Linked DNA regions of Homo sapiens: region 1 is linked to region 2. A link is a loop called in an ENCODE intact Hi-C map of the cell type or tissue named here. Cell type or tissue: GM12878. All regions are shown on one strand.

What was found. Hi-C counts contacts between places; a loop is a spot of excess contacts. Peaks named below come from ENCODE experiments on the same cell type or tissue, not always from the same donor. Only the 100,000 strongest peaks of a DNase experiment are listed, where the experiment ranks them.
Region 1: a loop joins it to region 2, with 11 times the contacts of the local background. A loop is called at or near these places in 21 of 110 quality-filtered maps.

What each region holds. Positions count from the first base shown.
Region 1 is chr3:188,748,155-188,750,654 of GRCh38, forward strand. The region is part of intron 8 of LPP (LIM domain containing preferred translocation partner in lipoma); the gene reads left to right. Among named protein-coding and RNA genes, the nearest start is that of MIR28, 61 kb to the left of the region's middle. In GM12878, a CTCF peak has its summit at 1,050; a DNase peak (open chromatin) is centred at 1,009.
Region 2 is chr3:187,738,577-187,741,076 of GRCh38, forward strand. The region is part of intron 1 of BCL6 (BCL6 transcription repressor); the gene reads right to left. Among named protein-coding and RNA genes, the nearest start is that of BCL6-AS1, 3.8 kb to the right of the region's middle. RefSeq lists an enhancer at 1-520 and a silencer at 1,022-1,197. In GM12878, CTCF peaks have their summits at 424, 1,535 (motif pointing right) and 2,461 (motif pointing right); a DNase peak (open chromatin) is centred at 445; H3K4me3 peaks cover 1,817 bases; H3K27me3 peaks cover 298 bases.

The sequences.
Region 1 (2,500 bases), 1.0 Mb after region 2:
TTTACAGCAGTTTATTTTAGAGGAATTCTTTGCATTTTATTTGTATGTGTGTATACTTATTTTACTGGCAGGATACACACACATGTATATACACACACACACATACATATATACACATACATACATATATATATGAATGTATGTTTGTATCCTGTCAGTAATACTTTGAGGTACCTAGGGCTGAGATTACTATTTCTCTTCCACCTATGGCTCAAATGGGTAAAATAGCTTACTCAAAGTCACAGTTCATACATGTGGTGCAGCTTGAATCAAAACTCAATTCTTCTATCCACAGATTTACCACTACTTGAGTAGTCTGTGGTGTTTAAAAAAAATAATAAACAACAGGCCGGGCACAGCGGCTCACACCTGTAATCCCAGCACTTTGGGAGGCTGAGGCAGGTGGATCACAAGGTCAGGAGTTTGAGATCAGCCTGGCTAACATAGTGAAACCCCGTTTCTACTAAAAATACAAAAAATTAGCTGGGCATGGTGACGTGCGCCTGTAATCCCAGCTACTCGGGAGGCTGAGGCAGGAGAATCACTTGAACCCGGGAGGCAGAGGTTGCTGTGAGCCAAGATTGTGCCGTTGCACTCCAGCTTGGGCAACAAGAGCAAAACTCTGTCTCAAAGTAATAATAATAATAAGACGAAGAAGTAACAAAGCCAAACTGGAAAGTTTCTGTTAAATGAATGTTCTAGATAATACCAACGTATAAAGCAATCATTTTATACCAGCTATGGTCAAACAGGGACCAGAGCCTTGACTTTTTTTTGCCTCAACACAGCTCTGCAGAACCCACTCAGTACCCCATGTCCTACTGCCATTCCTTTGGTTTCCAGAACATTGAGATGTACAAATCCAAAACACCACAGTGTTTCAGAGAGAAATGGCATGACTCTACTGGTTGCAATTGTAATGGAGTTCACCTTGTTCTGGAGTCATACAGAAGCCATGTTGTAGACTTAGTGTCCCACGCAATACTCCTAATTACAATGAAAATCTACTGTTAGGTAGAAGGAGAAATTCCTCACAATCAGGCAACAGCGCCTACTAGTGGGAAGAAACTGATACTTGAGGTAGGGCACCTGGGAGATAGCTCTGTGCATCTTGAGAGAGTGCTACACTGAGAGCCCAAAGGCTCTCAGGTCTCATCTCTCCTGACAGCTTGCTATGACATCTTAATCAATGAATTGCCTCTCTCTTACCCTTTGTTATAGAGTCTGTAAATGAAGAGTTTGGAATGGCTACTTTCTAAATTTTCTACACGTCCTATGACCCTTGAAATCCTCTTAACAATGTATTATGGATACTTTGCTACTAAACGGTAAAACAGAATCCCGAGTAAGATGAATTGGCTTCCTAAGGAAGTAGTGTCAGGGGAGAATAGCACCATCTTTGGGGCCAGTTCCATTTATGCAGGTAATATGGTATGGTCCAGCTCAAAGATCACTGGACTGGGCTGAGTTGCAACTCTGCTACCTACTTCTCAAGTCATGTACAAGGTCATTCCTATGTTAACTCATGTGTTGGGAAGATGATAATTGTCTCATTTAGCTTTTAGTTATTATAAGATTCATATGAGAATATAGAAATTATGAAGTTTTATGTGAATCTGCAAATTTATTTTCAGTCTTTATATATCACAATTTTAATTTAGGCTAATTATAATTTTTATTTTCCCCTTTTTGTTCTATATTCTAAATTCGTATCTCCCATGGAGGCAGGTACTGTATGGACAAAATCTTTTATTAGTCACATATTGTTTTCATCCATTTTGTGCTGCTATAGCAGAATAACTGAGACTGGGTAATTTATAAAGAATGAAAATTTATTTTATCACGGTTCTAGAGGCTGGTAAGTCCAAGATCAAGGCACCAGCAGGCTTGGTTTTCTGGTGAGGGCTACTCTCTGTTTCCAGGATGGTGCTTTGTGCTACCTCCTCACATGGCAGACAGTGGAAGAGCAAGCCAGCAGAATGCCGCATGAAGCCTCTTTCACAAAGGGCTTTATCCCATTCATGACAGAGAAGCCCGTATGGCCTGATCAACACTTTTTAATAAAATCACAATATCTACTGCTGAATTTTGGAGGGAACCAATTCAAATCATAGCACACATCTTTTCTAAAATGGAAAGGGTAATATGATCATTGGAGAAATACTCATTCCTTTGCATATTGGTTTACTATCCAAGCCAGGTGTGGTGGTTCACACTTGTAATTCCAGCACTTTGGGAGGCCGAGATGGGTGGATCACCTGATGTCAGGAGTTTGAGACTAGCCTGGCCAACATGGTGAAACCCCATCTCTACTACAAATATCAAAAAATTAGCCAGCCATGGTGGCACACACCTGTAATCCCAGCTACTCAGGAGGCTGGGGCCAGAGAATTGCTTGAACCTGGGAGGCAGAGGTTGCAGTGAGCCAAGATCGCACCACTGCACTCCAACCTGGGCAACCGAGTGAGACTCCATCTCAAAAAATAAAAAAAAAAGTTTA
Region 2 (2,500 bases):
CTTCCTGTGGCCCTCCCGGGAATTATAACCCCCGGGTGCCATGTCCTAATTGGTCTCGGTAGCAGGCTCCGGGGTGCGCTTTCGGGGGCTAGGGGACAGCGAAAGACTCAGCCACAAAGGCCGCAGTCTGGTCCTAAAACTAGCCAGTGGCGTCACACTGCGCCGCTCATCCCTTCTGCGGCAAGCGGAAGGGTCAGAGTCGGTCTGCAAAGAACGAGCCTTTGGCCTCAAAATCCTACATTGAGGCTTTCTCACCCCTTCGCCCGGTGGGATAAAGGTGAAAGAGACGGTTGGGATTTAATAAGGGGTAGGGATGAGAATCTGGGAAGTTAAAATGAAGTAAGTGCATTTATTGGAAATTAGGAGTCCCGTGGTTCCGGGAGCTCAAACCGAATGGTGTTTTTACCGCTGCCTAACGCTAGAGAGAGCCCTCCATCAAGGTTTGAAACCGTCAACCCCTTTCTCGCCCCTCCCCTCCTTCCCATTGACCTAGTTTGGCCAGAGCCTCCCGATTTGGAGAATGCCTTCCGCCCTTCCCCCCTCCTCTCCAGCCAGAGAGGCTACAGAGGCTGTTGGATTATTGGTAATCTAATAACTCCAATAACCCGCTGAAAAATCCAAAGGGAAATCTGAAAGTGTAAAGCACTGTTTAGGGACAAGGACAAGGAATTTTAATAAGGCTGCAACTGCCGTAGTGAACCCCGCATCAGGGGCCCTGCCGTGGGGCTCCCGGTCTCAGCAGTGTTTCAGCCAACTAGCTGCACGGCTGCAGACACCACCGTGGTCCGGCGGCAGGGGGTGAGGTCAAATCGCGGAGCTGTTTTTATTCTTGGGGGAAAACACTCTTCGCCCTCTTGGCTGGGGAACGGGAGGGTGCAGGAGACGACAGTAAATAAAAGCGAATTTGATAACGCGATGGCCTCGACAGCCGCTTTGGATAACCGAGGTGTTCGGGGACATTGTGTCCTGACTTTCATTTCTATCACGTTTCCTGCCAACAGTGCTCTTGCAAGCCTGCAAGCTTCTAGGAAATGCAATAAAACAGAGGGATGTGTTTTATCATCAAGATCTGAAGAGGAGTTGCAGAAGGGACGTTCCCCATACGCTCAGCGCGAGACAGCCTTCCAGAAGGGCCCGAAGACAATGCCAGCAAATCGCGTCCCGGAGCAGAGATCCCTCGGCCGTCCTGGCTGGACTGGGCTCAGCCTTTGCAAAAAGGCTGGCGGGGGAGGGGAGAAGCATGATCTCCTCAAGCAAACAATGCCTTTAAAAATCCGATCTGGAAAGAAGTCAGCCAAGGTCCTTATTCACGTTAATGAAGATGGAAGGCACTAACTGTCCTTGGAAAGCGATGAGTCAAACTTGACCGCGCTTCAAACTCGTTCCCAGATTCGTTTCCAGTCCGAACAGAGGCGCGTTTCTCCGACGCGGCCTCCGACGGCTCCCGCAGTGGGAGGGGCCGAACTCGATCCCCGCCGACCCGGGCGGGGGCGACGGCGCTGTCTCCCCCTGCAGAGCGCGCCTGCTGCCGCTAGGGGCCGCCAGCATGCGGACGCGCGTTTGCCATCTTAAGTCACGAGCTCGGAGAAAGAAAACTTTACGGAGGAACTGTTGTGGCACAAATTCTGGCCTATCCACATGACCCCCACCCCCTCACACACACACACCCGGTTTCTCGCCAGGCTACTATGCAGAGGATGTTAGGAAGGGGAAGAGAGCGATTTCAGAATCGAGGCTCGCCCTGCAAGTCTTTGGTCCAGGCCTTAACCCCCCTCTTAACACGCAAACCCCCGAGCTCCGAGACCCACACCCTTCAGCACCATCTGGGCTTTTCGTGTCATTACCGAAAATCTTAGGCCATATTTTCTTTAAAAAAAATCCTCCAAGACTGCTGGGGAGCGGTTTCCAATGAACACTGGCAACAAAGGTGACCTAAGAGGTTAAACTCATGGTTCTGGCAGCCGCTCCTTTCTCATAAATACTTCTAAGGAGCTGAGATAAACCCGCCTTTGGCTTTCAGTCACTGACATGAAATTCAGAAGCTTAAAATCTGGTCCTGGTTAAGTCACTAACTCACCACTAACAAGCCTCCTCGTCGGGCCTGTTTCCTCAACTGCAAAACAGAGTTGTACGTCCCAAAGCCCCTGAGCTCCTAGGTGGCATCCTTCCACTACCGACTTCCCCTAAGAGGGGCCACAGGGACAGGAAGATGGTGTGTTCGAAGCGGGTTATTTGTGGTTTTTCTTAGTGCAAATAGATGCTCATCGCTGAGTGATGGGCAAGCAGCGAGGCCTTTCTGATTTTCATCCCTCTTGCCAAAACTTTGGAGGTTGTATGCCATCCCCATTGGAGGGTGCCCTCCTTCTGTCAGTCCTAGCATCTGGTCAGGGTACCGCCGCCCGGGAGGTGGAACGGCGAGCCCACCGCCCATGGCCGCGAACTCGATCTCAGCCCACCGCTAGGTGGCAGGCCAGCCCGTCCGAGAATCGCCGCGCGGCCG